2 separate regions of the Mus musculus genome follow, and region 2 is linked to region 1. The links are chromatin loops, found by intact Hi-C in ENCODE. Cell type or tissue: heart. All regions are shown on one strand.

What was found. A loop is a pair of places that touch in the nucleus more often than their neighbours do. Peaks named below come from ENCODE experiments on the same cell type or tissue, not always from the same donor. Only the 100,000 strongest peaks of a DNase experiment are listed, where the experiment ranks them.
Region 2: a loop joins it to region 1, with 6 times the contacts of the local background. A loop is called at or near these places in 3 of 42 quality-filtered maps.

The regions. Positions count from the first base shown.
Region 1 is chr8:69,084,823-69,092,822 of GRCm38, forward strand. It overlaps Slc18a1 (solute carrier family 18 (vesicular monoamine), member 1), which reads right to left and starts at 4,400. Exons shown (of 17, transcript NM_153054.2): 1 at 4,159-4,400. It overlaps Atp6v1b2 (ATPase, H+ transporting, lysosomal V1 subunit B2), which reads left to right and starts at 3,914. Exons shown (of 14, transcript NM_007509.3): 1 at 3,914-4,106. The coding sequence starts at 3,971. In heart, no CTCF peak of the experiment used is centred here; a DNase peak (open chromatin) is centred at 3,869; H3K4me3 peaks cover 1,933 bases; H3K27ac peaks cover 1,297 bases.
Region 2 is chr8:68,790,645-68,798,644 of GRCm38, forward strand. Ints10 (integrator complex subunit 10) reads left to right here and starts at 3,285. Exons shown (of 17, transcript NM_027590.4): 1 at 3,285-3,504; 2 at 3,967-4,034; 3 at 6,073-6,176; 4 at 7,115-7,254. The coding sequence starts at 3,376. In heart, a CTCF peak has its summit at 3,372; DNase peaks (open chromatin) are centred at 3,247 and 3,857; H3K4me3 peaks cover 1,741 bases; H3K27ac peaks cover 1,310 bases.

The sequences.
Region 1 (8,000 bases):
CTGCTAAGCAAGGGATCTACCACTAAGCCCTAGACCCTCTTCTCCAAATACTAACTGAAACAAGTATTTCCCCTCTTTGGGCCTTGTTCAACAATAGGGACTTTAAAAAAAAAAAAAGGTATGCAACCTAGCATTTCATTTTACAGTGTTTTACGTGCTATCTCTGTAGGATCGTACATGTTTTTCTTGTCTCCATTATTTAGCCTTGTGTTCCTTATACATATTGTACTGAAATAATGCTATTTTTGCTTTAGAGATATGGCATGGGCACACAGACATAAGACTGGTTAATGGTGAGCCTGGCATAATGTATTTATGTTCCATCTAGCCTGGTATAATGTATTTATGGCTCAGAGCAATAATGAATGTGTCCTTCAGTTCTCTGGAGTTTCTCCAGTGAACACACTATTTTGAGTTCATTACCATTTGCTTTCAGAAGGCATCATTTGAATGCTTTTGATTCTCTGACTGCATTGCAAGTAAGCTAAGGGGGAAAAAAAAACTTTCATAGTTCTGAGATTCAGACTTAGAGACAATGCAGATCATGACCATGATGGAAAGGCAGAGATGATCCAAATTAGAATGTCTCTGGAGCTTTGCCTGAAAACCCCAGATGCTGTAATAACAGCTTATTGCTATCAGAGAAGGGCGTTTTAGCAGATTCTAGGTGAGAGCCTGGGCTTGTACTCTCTCTTTGGATCAGATGCACTCACTCATCTTAGAACTAATTTGATGTTCCAAAATTCCTCGTTGATAATTTGTATCTGGGGTCTTTGTAGATTGATCTGAATTTATACAGAAGAGCTAGGCAAAACATGTGTGCATGGAAGTTATGGAGTCAACAGGCATTGCTTACAGTCTAAGAAGCTCAAAGCACAGGGAAATCACTTTACTTTCTGAGACTTCTGTTTCACCAACTGCAAATTGGAGAGAAATATCTTGTATTTCTCCTTTCTAAAAATCTAACAATTATAAATTAGTCCTCTAAAAAGGACACTCACATAAGGAAACTCAGTATTTTACACCTGAGTGGTATTTTCCATTCAATAAAGAAAGATTCACATTCTATGGGGAAACTTTAGTCACTGGCATGAGCTCTTCCTGCCTTCCCTTCCTTAATTTTTCTTCCTCAATAAATATTTGCAATGAAATACAATTTCACATTTGTACCAGAGTTTCTGGTGCTACTAGCCTTTTTCTTCATTTTAAATCCTTAAGAAGAGCAGGCCTAGAGGACCATGCTCATAATACCAGCTTTGGGCATTGGAGACAGGTGGATCAAGAGTTCAAGGCCAAGCTCCCTCTATAGCTCCAGAGGAAAGTTGAGGCAAGCTGGGTCTACAAAAAAGTGTTTCAAAAAAACTAACTAACTACATTCTTAAAAGCTATATTACATAAACTATTTCCCGTTCACAGATGGCAAGTGAGAGACAGAAGGAACTAATGGCTGTCCCAAGGTCACATTGTGTACTCAAACAGACACTGAAGCCAGGCTTGCTGACTCCAAGTTTCCTGCTCAGGCCACATTCTCTATGCCTGGGCCAGCTACCCTCGCAGTCCTGAGGTGTAAAGGAAGTAAAAGAAGTCACCTGTGCAGATGGTCCTATACCCAGGCACATACAAGCAGCACAAAGTTGACTCGGTAGACTTAAAAAGGACATGAACTTGGGAGGCATAGAATGGCAGGAGATGGAGTAAGAATTGGAGGAAAGAGAATTGGGGAGTAGATTTGATCAAAATGTATTATACACATGCAAAAAAATTCCAAACCATAAAAAGTTTAAAAGAACTACATGACTGGGCTGGAGAGATGGCTCAGTGGGTAAGAGCACTGACTGCTCTTCCGAAGGTCTTGAGTTCAAATCCCAGCAACCACATGGTGGCTCACAACAACCCGTAATGAGATCTGACGCCCTCTTCTGGTGCACCTGAAGTCAGCTACAGTGTACTTGTGTTTAATAATAAATAAATCTAAAAAAAAAAAAAAAAAAAAAAAGGCACTGACTGCTCTTTCAAAGGTTCCCAGCAACCACATGGTGGATGGTGGCTCACATCCATCTGTAATGGGATCTGATGCCCTCTTCTGATATGTCTGAAGACAGTGACCGTATGCTCATATAATTAAAATAAATAAATAAATCTTTAGAGGATTCACTTTTTAAAAAAGAACTATATAGAACTCTCTGTTTACATTCAATTACCTCTTTTAATACTTCCAGCAATTTTATCGAGGATTGAAGGATTGTTACATAGGGACCTGAGATGCACTCAAAGTAGACTTAGGTAACCTGGCTACATTTACTTCATTTGTAACATCAGCTGACTGACTTTTAGTTGAAATGCTTGGGAGCAGGAATGCTTTAGATCTCAAATTTCTTATTTTGCCTTTTTTTAAAAAGATTTTTAAAAGATTTATTTATTTTATGTATATGAGTACACTGTAGCTGTCTTCAGACACACCAGAAGAGTGCATCTGACCCCATTAGACTGGCTTTCAGTAAGGTTTATAACTTATCATCAGTGAGCCACCATGTGGTTGCTGGGAACTGAACTCAGGACCTCTGGAAGAGCAGTCAGTGCTCTTAACCACTGAGCCATTTCTCCAGCCTCTCAAATTTCTTTTTTTTTTAATTGTGAAATATTTACATAATATGTCTTGTATATAGGCTGTAAGTCTATAGATAAAACTCATTTATATTCCATACATACCTCACATATATAGCCCAAAGGGAATTTTATAACAACATAGTAATTGGGCTGGAGAGGTGGCTCAGCGGTTAAGAGCACTGGCTGATCTTCCTGAGTTCAAATCCCAGAACCCACATGTGGCTCACAACCATCATGATGGGATCCGAAGTCCTCTTCTGGTGTGTCTAAAGACAGTAACAGTGTGCTCACATACATACAAATAAATAAATCTTTAAAAACAAAACAACAACATAGTAATTTTGTGAATGAGGCAAAGATCCATGCTTCCCAAACTGATAAGTTATAAACCTTACCGAAGGCCAGTCTAGACATCCTCTTGTGTATTTATCAACAAATCTATGGGGAACTAACACAAAGAAGTTTTTCAGTATGTTGCTCCGTCATAGCAAAGTTCTTGTTTTCCTCTTCTGTTCTTATATTGTAAAGAGAACAACAATCAATTTACTGTGTTGTTCGTTTCTCACAGGCTGGTTTTTCTTTTTGTTTTTTTTGTTTTGAAACATAGTTTCACTATGTAGCTCTGGCTGCCCTGGAACTCAGACCTTCCTGCCTCTGCCTCCTGAGTGCTGCGTTTAAAGGCTTGCGCCATCACACCAAGCCAACCGCTAGCTAATTTTATCACAGCCAAAGAAAAGAAACTAGAACCCTTTGTGCGTTCTAACCTCTTAACTGGTTTTCCAATCTGTTCCTAAGGTGGTCTTCCACACCATATACTCTTCGGATATGCAAGAAAGCCAAGTCTGTTCGAAAAGATCCACGAAAAAAAAAGAACTTGGTAGTAGGATAAACTGAAATAAATTTCGACACAAAGTTACCAATCATGGGACTAGGTTTTCTATCTTCTGCTTTCCAAGGTGTTTTCCACAGCTTGATTATGAACCTCAGTTGTCTGTATTTTCTTATGCACGTTTTCCTATCTCTTCCTTCCCTACATTCCAATGAATCTTTCTTTTTCTCGTGAATCCTCTCTCTTGTGTCAATTTTGCCCTCTGGCCCCTTTCGCTTCTCTTTTCCCGCTCCCAGCCTCAGATCCGCGCTCCCAGCACTCTGGTCAGCTCCCTATGCGCCTAGCATGCGCGCGCACCCTGCACCGCCCCCGCAGAGCTCCAGTCACGAGTCTGGGGGCGGGGCGCCGCCGAGAGGGCGGGGCCTCTGCCGCAGCTTCGAAGCGCGCATGGGTGGGGCCGGCCGCACGGGCCTCCCTGCTATATGTGCGCCTGCGCCGCGCTGCTGCGGGGCCAGTCGGGACGGAGGAGACAAGATGGCGTTGCGAGCGATGCGGGGAATCGTGAACGGGGCCGCACCCGAACTGCCCGTGCCCACCGGTGGGCCGATGGCCGGAGCTCGGGAGCAGGCGCTGGCGGTGAGCCGGAACTACCTATCCCAGCCTCGTCTCAGTGAGTACGGGAAAGTGAGCGTGTCCACCAAGCCCTTGGCTTGTGCTCTCACCTGTTCAGCCAGCGGGGAGGGAATGGGATTCATTTCCCCCATCGCTCAGTTCACAAGCACCTCTCCAGCTTTGCGTGAGCTTTTCCGTGACTTCGGTGGGCCGAGCGTGAGAGCACCGACTGGAACCTTCCCATGGGCTAAGTGGGCTCCTGATGATTGCCCTACCCGCTCCGAGTTCTCTGGGTATTGTCAGACACTGGTCTGTCTCTGAGGGCCACTTCTTGTCACTGTCTTCATCTGCTCCTGGCCTCATTTAAATGTCTTCGGGTCGAGGGAACGCCTACTCCGTCCCCCTTTGCCCCGTGGACCTCTGGGCAGGTGGACCGTGCAGAAGGTGTAATGTCATCGCTGATGTGGGCAGGCCCCGCGGCTAGAGGGAGATGTGGCTTATTCTGTAGGGAACCGCTTCACTGGAGGACACCTAGATACCGGAGAACCTTAGAGCTGAAAAATACCCTAGTCGTGCAGTCCCACCCTCTCGTTTTACAGGCGAGACGCCTAAGGTTCTGGAAAGGAGAAGCCATGCCTGGCTTCAGACATCTAATTATTGGGAAAAGAGGAACCAAAAATCGAGTTTCTTAATCCTTTGCTTGGTCTTCTGTTGTTTATTCGTTTACTGACCAGCTAACCAAACGCAGTTAAATGGAAGGTTGCTTTCCACTGTTATGTTCATAGGCTTAAGTGTAGTGATCATAAAAGACCTCAATAAGCCATGTTTAGACAAGCCAGTCATTCCCAAATGGCTCTTGTTGGCTGAAGCTTTCGGTTGTATAGAATCAAACCTCTTCACGGCTCCCTTAAAGCCAGGCAGAGAGCTTTGAAAGAAGACTTTTTTTTTTCCTCTTTTTTAAGTATCTGTTGTTTTCCTGAAAATAAGGTTCCATTTGCACAGGTTAATTGGCAGCTTGGCTCTGTGGGTGGCTCATTGGTTAAAAGCGTTTCAGCTGAAGGGTTTTAGCTAGGCGCCCTCCAGCCTGACTAATCCTGTCCTGAGCTGTCAGTGGGTCATGTGATAACACTGCAGCGAGGGGAAGGGAAAAAAAAAACACACACACACACACATTGGAGAGTGGATTGCTGAGGTGTGCCTTTTAAGCATTTTTTTAGAATAATTGTTAAAATTAGAGAATGCCTGTTAGGGGTTCATGTGAGCCCAAGGAAACGTCGGGAAAACTGACAGATTTATACCTGAGAATTACAGAATCTCTAGAATTGCATTTGATATGTATGCTTTGCTCTGAGCAGAGCACATAGACACTGGTGTGGCTTCTAAGGGAAAAATGTTACAAGGTTATAGTAGTCTCTTTCCATATAACAAGTCATTCAGAGCCAATTCAGGGAGTGTCGACTACTCCATGGCGAAGGTCTTAAGCCCTTCAGGGATGAGTAGTGTTTCTCCACCATATCCATGTGCTTGGCCAATATTTGAAGAGTTTGTTCATAGGAGGATTCTGCTGACTAAGCTGTCTCTAAAAGTTGCATCTTTGTATCCCCAAGTTCACAGTGTCTGACTTAGGAAGTGCTCTGTAAATCCTATAACTTGGAATTCAATTTGTCCTAATAGTTAAGCGTGTATTTTTTTTTTAATATGGATAGGGTTTTTAAAAGGGAGTTGGTATACTGCATTTAAATATCATCTTTTACTATTTTTGCCACATTTTTAGTCAAATTTAAATATTAACTCAATTTTTTATTATTAAAGTTTGATGATACTATCAAAATAATTATAATTAATTGATACACACTCTTTGGAGTAATTTTGGCAGTTGCCCTGTGAAAATCAGATCCTGTTTTAAAACAACTTCAGGATTATTAAAAATTCTAGATATTATATGTACATAATATAAGAAATTACTCAGGCTGTTAAAAAGAAACGGAAAGTAAAATATTCAGGCTGGAAATTAGTAACTAATCTGGAGCACATCATTTGACTTTCTGACATCACAAGGTAAAAAAAAAACTTTGCCCTTTTAAACGTTAAGGAAGATCAACAATATCTTCAAAGCTATTAGAGCAAAATACTATGAGCTTGGTTGGGTTCACTTTTCTTGACCCAGCCAAGCTAACCTTAAGTTTCTTATGTCACAAAGCAGATCCCTAGCAAAAACCACAAGTGACTTTCCTTGCTTTACTTCTAGAGCATGTTCAGGTTAGTTCTCTGGTCTTGCACAATTGAAGGAATGGCTTTCTTAGCATTTGTTTTGCTATGAAGGTGGTGCCTAAAGAGCTAGGGTTTATTGTGCAATGGTTTTTGCTTTAACAATGTCGCAATCCTTAATGGTGTTAGTGTTGAACAACCTCTTTCCCTGCAGAAGGAAGAACTAATCATCTGATAGATTATGTGTGCTCACAGACTCCATCCCCCCCTACATATACATATACATACACATACACATATATGTGTATGTGTATGTATTTGTATATGTACATATATCTATGTGCGTGTATGTGTGTGTGTGTATATATATATATATACACATACATCTATATGAATGAATATGATTTGAGACAGGTTTCTCTGTGTAGCTCTGGCTGTCTTGCAGCTCACTCTGTAGACCATGCTGGCCTCAATCTGCCTGCCTGTGCCTTCCAAGCGCTGGGTACAAAGGTGTGCACCACCACTGCCTAGTGCTCTTTAAAATCTCCGTAATTCCTGGGGTTTTGTTTTTGGGTGTTTTTGTTTTTTTTTTTTATTATTGAGCAAGTTGTTTTTTGTTTTGTTTTGTGTATTTGAGAACGGCTATATAGCCCTGGCAGGCCTGGAACTCACAGAGCCCTGCCTGCCTCTGCCTCTGCCTCCAGAGTGCTGGGTTTAAAGTCATTACTCTCATGCCCAGCTTGTTTGTTTTACTCAGTATCCCTGGCAGGATTGGAACTTGCTATGCAGTATTGTAGCTATCCTGTTTTTCAGCTTCTAAGTAAATCATGGTTTCTAAGTGCTACTCCATAAATTGTTTGTGTAATGTAAGCAAGTGTCTGCCGTTGCCATAAGGGTAATAATTTGTCAGTGGCTTTGCTGTTTGATGGATGTTTTTGGATGCCATACTCTGAACTGGTATCTCTTTCTAACTACCTGTGGTTATCTTAAGGAAGGATAAACAGATAGAGTTGAGAGTTAAAAGGTGGTGTGTGATGTTTTCCCTGCTAGGTTTTCATTTTGAGAACTTTCATTGACATGGAAAGGGCTGACCTTCTTATTCACAGTCTTTTGCATTAATTTCTAGTACAAATGCTAGGAACTGTGTGATCTAGGTATTTTAAGTTACACTGTTACCAGTTAGAAGTGTTTCAGGACCATATAGTAGCAACTATGTAATTAAAGGAAAGAGCACAAAACTTTAGTGAGACAAACAGAAGGTCCTCCATTAGTAACATTTCTCACACCTTTGGTGTGTGAAAGTTAGTAGTAAGAAGATCCTCACAGTATTTTGGAAACATAAAATCAAATAATCTGAAAATGCGCAGGAAAAATGTGCCTCATTCTCCTAAAAGGGTTGGTAGTATTTTCACTTAGTTCAGATATGAGATCCATTAGCTTGGTCCCAGTGTGTCTGTTTAAATTAAACTGATGATCTCTCATCTGTACCATACTAGGTCCCCTGTGTTCTTCAGATTGCCAGTGAGGGAAAACTGCATCCTCTCTGCCAGATAGTCCCTGCTGATTGATCAGTAACTGCAGTGGGTCAGCAGCCGCCCAGACTGAGTTTGGGCTACTATTTTTTAACAGCTGTAAGTGCTGGGAAAGGTTTACCTTGCGTCAGTGACAGAATATAGACACCAGGGAAACTGCCTGCTCCACAGCACTGTAAAACATCCCGCACTTTTCATGGCTGAGAGTGTAG
Region 2 (8,000 bases), 290 kb before region 1:
CAACCAGCAATTTCTGAGTACTTTGTATGACTTACAGGTCTTGAAATTTCATCTTTCTTTCAACTCTAAAGCCAAAACTTTGTTGTCAAAGCTGACAAGGTCTCGATCTTGCTAGGGGTAGAACTTGACCTCCTTCTTCAGATACATACATTTTCACCAGTTTTCTGGTTTTGATGTTTACTTAGCTGCTTAAGCTTTTCTTTAATTTTAAATTTAATTTCCCACAATTGGAAGCTCAGCTGGGTAGAGTCTTGCCTGGAAGTCACCATTCCCTTTATTTCATTTAGCATTAGGCCTTTCTTTAAACTTCTTAATCTCCTTGGGCACTAAACTTAGCTCCATTACACTTTTTGGTGCTCGTTTCCTCCTCAAACTGTACATTTTATATTATTTCTTTCGCAGCTTTCTCTTTTTCATTATAGATCTGTATAAGAGTGACTTCTAATAACACAACAGAGTCAATACTAAGCTGTCTTGAAATCTCCTCTCCCAACACCATTAATCTAAAACTCTCCAACTTAGCCTCAGATAGATTTATTTTTTCAGACAAGGGCAGAAAGCAGCTACATTCTTCACCAACAACTATCTTTAGTCTACTTACTAACATTCTTCTCTGAAGCCCCTTGAGCTCACCTGTCATAACGGGCATCTTTCAGCACTACTGCCTTTGGTGCTCCTTGTAGTATGTCCCATTAAAACCCAGTCAAAGTGTTCAACTGCTTTTCTAGTCCAAAGTTCGAACATTCCACCAACACGCAGTATGGTCAAGCCTGTCACAGCAATACCCAACTCCTGGCACCAACTTCTGTCTTAGTGTTCTATTGCTGTGAAGAGACACCAATGCCAAGGCCAACTCTTATAAAGGAAACATTTTAATTAGGGCTGGCTTACAGTTTCAGAGGTTTAGTCCACTGCCATCATGGCAAGGAGTATGGCAGCATGTAGATAAGCTGCTCAAGAAGTAGCTGAAAGTTCTACATCCTGATCTGCAGGCAGCAGGAAGAGTGAGACTCCAGCCAATGACACACCTCCTTCAAGAGGACCACACCCCCTAATTTTTTTCAAATAGTTCCATTCCCTGGTGACCAAGGATTCAAACCAATGAGCCTGTGGGGACCATTCTCATTCAAACCACCTGTGAATTTTCAGAACTCCTATTCCCTCTTTGGTCTCTCTCTCTCTCAGATTTATTTATTATTCTATGTAAGTATACTATAGTTGTCTTTAGACACACCAGGAGAGGGCACAGATCTCATTACGGATGGTTGTGAGCCACCATGTGGTTGCTGGGATTTGAACTCAGGACCTTCAGAAGAGCAGTCAGTGCTCTTAACTGTTGAGCCATCTTTCCAGCCCCTTTGGTTTCTCTTTTTTGTTCTTTGCCTTGTTTAGTCTGACACTGCCTACATAAACCAGGGTGGCTGAGCCATCTTTCCAGCCTCTTTGGTTTCTCTTTCTGTTCTTTGCCTTGGTTAGCCTGACACTGCCTAAATAAACCAGGGTGGCCTTGAAGTGACAGAGGTCCACCTGCCTCTGTTCCAAGTACTGGTATAAAAGGTTTGAGCCACTATGGCCAGCTAAATTTTCAGACTTCCTTTAAAAATTCAGGATAACCAAACTTGAGTTTGACATTTTTTGGTGTTTTACCTAAAACGACACCCCTCTGTCTCTGCACTTTTTGAATCAGCACACTAATTCACCACAAATTTTTACTACTTGTTTATAAATTATTCATTAGCAAGCCTGTATTTTTACATTTCTATAAATAAGATCGATATAAAACAATAAAGGAACTTAAAAGAAAGTTCATTCAAAGCTTAATATGAATGAGATGGTTTGGCCAGGTCTCACCTTGCCTTGGATGATATGTTCACGGTAGGGAAGCCACCTGAGCTTCTAGGATCACAGAACAAAAGAGAGCAACAGATCAATGCATTTGCCAGCATAGACATCGGGTAGCTGGGCTAGAGAAAGGTTGGGAAACCTCTTCCATAAAGACCAGGTATTATTTCATTCTTAACTTGAAGGTTACTGGAGCTTCAAGTCTTCCAGGCTTAAAGATCCCTCCTAAAAAGCTTATCTGGAAGAAGACAGTTAGGTCAGATATCAGAGATGATGTAGATGTTTATTGCCCCAAATAGTTTTGTTTCGTAGCCTATGTCCCTTCTCTTCACAAATAATCTTTGACATAAACAAAGCTTCATCCAAGAACTGCAATTCACTATTGTAATGTTTATATTCATATTTATTTTTAATATCTGTATTTTTTACTTAAATAAGTAAATTCCTAATTTCTTTGTTAAAGAAAAAAAAATTAATCAGAACAGGCACATGTCCTTAATTCCAGCACTTTGGAGATGGAAGTCAGGAATCAGGAGTTTAAGATCATCCTCGTATACTTGCCAAGTTTAAGGTCAGCTTGGGCCATGACCGAATGTCTCAAAGGAAAAAAGAAAAGAAAACCAGCTCTGAATTCTTCGATGTCCTGGTTTTAAGTGGCAAATGATGGCTACAGTTGATAGGAACTATATACAAACACCTATAAGAAATATATATATATACATGCACTTAGACGGAAAACCAAAGCTAGCAATTCACTTTCCGGACACTTCCAATTCAATAAATGAATATTGCCTTGTCAACAGAACAGGGGGACTGTTTTGTTATTGTGGTTGTTCAAATGCAAAACCAAAGCCAGGATTTCGGTACCGATTTATACTGCAGCTATTTTCCATTGTTCAAATGATCAAAGTTTTTTTGTTTTTTTTTTGTTTTTTTGTTTTTTTTTGTTTTTGTTTTTGTTTTTTTTTTTAACTCTTGCAGAGCAGGTGGTTCGGACATCCAGCCGAGCATCTTCTAAATGCTAATTTTTCCGTATAGGAGAAAAAGAATAAGATTCAGGCGAAATAATGCCTGGGGCAGGGGCAAAGATGTTGGCAAAGCTCAAAAGCAACAGGCGATCCAGGGTCTTTCCGCATGCGAGGGTGGGGTCGTCTTGCACAGTCCAGGCCCAGCCCTCCGCGACACTTCGAAACTACACCTTAACCCTGGGCACCAGGTTTATTTACACCGAAGGACCGCCGCTCCGTGTCTGAGCGTGTCGCGGACCTTCAAACCCGGGCTGGAATCAAAGGAGAACGCAAGAACCTGGAGCACAGGGTTGCCGACTCTGACGCTTACTCCCAGGCGGTCAGCGGCGCGCTACCATCGACGGATGGCAATCCGAGTAATGAAAATCCAGGTCTCCGTAGTTTCCATAGGACTCTACAGAACCTCTGCGGCCTGTGGTTGGCTGGTCTCTGGGCATGCGCAGTGGCCACCTGGGGGTTGGCGGCGCCCTAGTGTCGCCTACTGGAAGGGCAAAAACCCGGGACCATGTCGGCCCAGGGCGACTGTGAGTTTCTGGTGCAGCGAGCCCGGGAACTAGTGCCCCAGGACCTGTGGGCAGCCAAGGCATGGCTGATCACGGCCCGCAGCCTCTACCCGGCCGACTTCAACATCCAGGTGAGTCAGACCCGGCGCGTCCGCACGCGCGGAAGAGAGCGTTTGGCCGAGCCCAGTGGCCCTGGGCGCTTTGCGCGGCCGCTGTCCCCCTCCCCACGTTGCTCCTACCCTGCTCCACAGGACAGTTGACCAACCTTTTCCCCAGCACCTGCAAAGGCGGAAACCATACAGTAAATCCGGGTCTGGTTGATCCTGTACAGTGCATCTTTGCCACTAGGGCCCAGGGCATTCATTCATTGATCATGGTAGCAGCCATCTGTTCAGTTGCTGCTTCTTTGGGGACGTTTCTACTCCACTTGATCCTAGAAGCCCTGCAGATGGGGTGAATTCTGGGCCACCAGGCTCTCATTTCCCTTCGTGGGTGTTCTGGGTGAAGGCCCACCTCTGAGCAGTGCTGCAGGTGGGCTGGAGCTGGACCAGCTACCACCGTGGAAGCCGTTGACCCTGTCTGCCTTGTTTCAGTATGAAATGTACACCATCGAACGGAATGCCGAGAGGACTGCCACCGCAGGGAGGTTGCTGTATGACATGTGAGTTAACTGGGATCGTTCTGGGAGCTATTGTTGATATCTGAAGGGGTCCTCTTCAGATATGAACAATTGATAGTAGCAGTCGGGGCTCTGCAAGATCATCCTCTTCCCTGGTACCCAGAATTCAGGCCTTAATTGCCAACAGGCGTTCTACAGAGACGACTTTTTAATTCTTGTATTTTAATCCCCAAATTTGTAGCCAGTGATTTATCATAGGCTCATTACAAACATTCAGACAGCAATTGATAGAATGAAATGTGAAATCCCTTCTAACCCAGAGCTAAGTTTTGTGTGTCTCCATATGTATACATACATACACTGGGTAGCTGATAAAAGCGAGGCCATTCTACCCTGAAGTGTACTTTCATAACCCGCTGTTGTGGACCCTCTGGGTCTAGTCTATAGAGACAACTGATGTTCTTAATGGCCATGTATCATTTTCTGGGTGCATGGTTAATTTCCAATTTATTTATGTTTGGAATGTCAGTGAGTAATTCTGCACCCATATTTTGATGTTTTGTAGCTAAGGGATATGTACAATTCATCATCTATCAAATTACTCTTTAAAAAGGATAGCCTAAATATCTGTTTCCACAAATTATATATATGTATGTATATATATATATATATATATATATATATATATATATATATACATATATATTTATATGTGTATATATATGAATTGGCAGTTTTCCACATTTTTGCCAACCTGTATATGTTCATCTCCTCCACCACCACCACCCCTGTTTTTCCTTTTCTTCCTCATGAGACAGAGGAACCTCACTTTATTGGGCAGGGTAGTGTTGAACTCAGACCCACTTGTTCCTCTTTTCTTAGCTGGGACAGAGGCTATGCCGCCACACCCCACCTGTATCATGGGGAAAATGATATCTTACTATATCATTGTTTCTTTTTTTCCCCCGAGACAGGGTTTCTCTGTATAGCCCTGGCTGTCCTGGAACTCACTCTGTAGACCAGGCTGGCCTCGAACTCAGAAATCCGCCTGCCTCTGCCTCCCGAGTGCTGGGATTAAAGGCGTGCGCCACCACCGCCCGGCTACTATACTGCTGGTGCCCCTCATACGAGTGTCGCTGCGACTGTTCTCTTTGGTTATTTCTGGCCTGTGGTTTACCTTTGTGAGTTTTGTTCTTGTTTTTCTTGTTGTTTTTAATAGAGTGTTATTTTTTTCTGTTGCTGTGACTGATAGAAAGCAGCTCAGAAAGGAAGGGTGTGTCCTGACTCAGGTTTTAAGGATACAGTCCATCCTGGTGGGGAAGGCATAGCAACAGGAGCTGGAGCTGACTGGTCACAGTGTAAACGGGTGAATGCATGAAGGCTCTTGGCTTGCTTTTGTTTTCTCTTTCTGAGACCACGTCTTTTGTGTCCTCTAGATTGCTGTGGGTTCAGATTTATTAAAGTATCTGAGGCCAGGAAGTGGTGGCGCACACCTTTAATCCCAGCACTTGGGAGGCAGAGGGAGGTGGATTTCTGAGTTCGAGGCCAGCCTGGTCTACAGAGTGAGTTCCAGGATAGCCAGGGCTACACAGAGAAACCCTGTCTCGAGAAAAGAAAGAAAGAAAGAAAGAAAGAAAGAAAGAAAGAAAGAAAGAAAGAAAGAAAGAAAGAAAGAAAGAAAGAAAGAAAGAAAAGAGCCGCTCCCCCCCCCCCAAAAAAAAAGTATCTGAGGATGACCTTGAACCTCTGATCTCATGCCTTTATGTCTCAAACACTGTGACTACTGGCATTCACCGCCACACCTGTGCTGTAGAATACAGGATTGGAACCCAGGGCTTTGTGCATGATAAGCAATCAGTCTAACTGAGCTACATCTCCAGCCCCTCATTCACAACAATGTCTAAAGATTTTTATGAGTACTCTCAAATTTTTCAAACTGATAGATTATTTTTGTGTATTTCTATCCTTTGTTCAGACATATGTAATCATTCACCTAAAGAAAAATGGGTTTCTCTAAATGCTATTGTTCTTCCTTGTTTGAGTTTCACATCTTACTTTAATGCATTCATTTTAAAAACAGGTTTGTGAATTTCCCGGACCAGCCGGTGGTATGGAGAGAAATCAGCATCATCACGTCAGCATTGAGGAACGACTCACAAGATAAGCAGACCCAGTTCTTACGGAGTGAGTACAGTTCCGGTCTAATTATAAATGGCCACTTCTGGAATAGTGCGTCTGCCACAGGCATCTCAGTCACACCTGTCATAGTGAAACCCACTTTACTTTTTATTCTAGGCAATGAAAGTCCACAGTGATATTAACTGGTCCTTTTATCATTTACTTAGAACACTTTGTGCCTGTGTGATAGTCATCTGTCAATGAGATCAGAAGGTTGAGTGTATTTTGAACATATTTTACATATTTCTGATGATGAAAACGTCTATAGATAATGTCTTAGTTAGGGTTTTACTGCTATGAACAGACACCATGACCAAGGCAACTCTCATAAGGACAACATGTAATTGGGGCTGGCTTACAGGTTCAGAGATTCAGTCCATTATCATTAAGGTGGGAACATGGCAGCATCCAGGCAGACATGGTGCAGGAGGAGCTGAGAATTCTACATCTTCATCTGAAGGCTGCTAGCAGAATACTGGCTTCGGGTATTAAAACCAACACCCACAATGACACACCTACTCCAGCAAGACTACACCTCCTAATAGTGCCCCTCCCTATGCCAAACATATACAAACCATCACAGGTAAGCCAGATAGAGCTTCACAAGAGAAGAAAAAAGCATCAAACTTCTGTGTTGATTGTGATAGCTCCTCAAAGACTCCCAATTCTAGATAATTAGCAAGCGGATGGTGTTGGCCATTTCAACTTAAGCAAGTTCATGCTTAGGATAGTTAGTGTAGTCAGTGGTGATGGATTCTGCCCCCAGCATCATTAGGCCTCCAAATGTTTCATGGTCATTCAACAAACAGCTTGTGCCAAACACTCTGGATTTCAGAAGTATGCTAGTTTGCAGATGAATTCTGAGTACTTTATGAATGGAAAGATGCCTATTTTCTTTGTGGGGAAAATAAGAACAAACTTAACAGGTGAAATGTTGTTGACAGGTTTATTTGAAACCCTTCCCGGTCGGGTCCAGTGTGAAATGTTGTTGAAGGTGACAGAGCAATGCTTCAACACGCTGGAACGATCAGAAATGTTGCTGCTGCTGCTGAGGCGTTTCCCTGAGACAGTGGTGCAACACGGGGTAGGCTTGGTCTTTCCTGTTCTTTAAGAAAAGACAACAGTTGCTTAGCAGTCATCTCCCCAGCTCATTACACATTTCTAGAAGGCACAGTTGCCACAGGCCTGCCTGGCCTTAAGGGCTGAAATGGGACCTAGCATTGGACGAAGGCCAAAAGACTGATGATCTCCAGCCTGGTAGGAAATTTAACTCTTTCTTATTGCTCTGTCCTAAAAAGTTAGCTATTTCTTACTGTTCTGTGCTTTGCTGAAGAAACTTAAATCTTTATCTCTCTTATTATTTACTTTATAATTCTCTGTGCTTGAGTAAGCACTGGAAAACTTAACTCGTACTTTACAAACTTACTTTATAATTCTCTCTGCTCGAATAAGTGCTGGAAAACCTACCTCTTACTTACTTTATAAAGTTACTTTATAATTCTCTGGTCATGAACATATGCTGTGTAGCAGCAGGGAATTCAGTAGAGCATGTATTGCTAAGGCTCCTTTCTCTCTTGCCCAGAAGCCTCCCCTCTTGCTGACCAGGTGAGAGGGAGGCTTGGAGCAATTAACTTTAGGGAGCCAGGAAAGACATGCTTACAGAAGGGAAAACTTTTACATAGGCAATAGGCACAGAAACATACATTTTTATACACATACACAGACATGTTCACATATTTTGTCGGGCCTGGCCACCCGTCTCAGTCTCATCCACTCCACAAAAATTCATGCATACTTACATACACACACACACACACACATACATGGTAG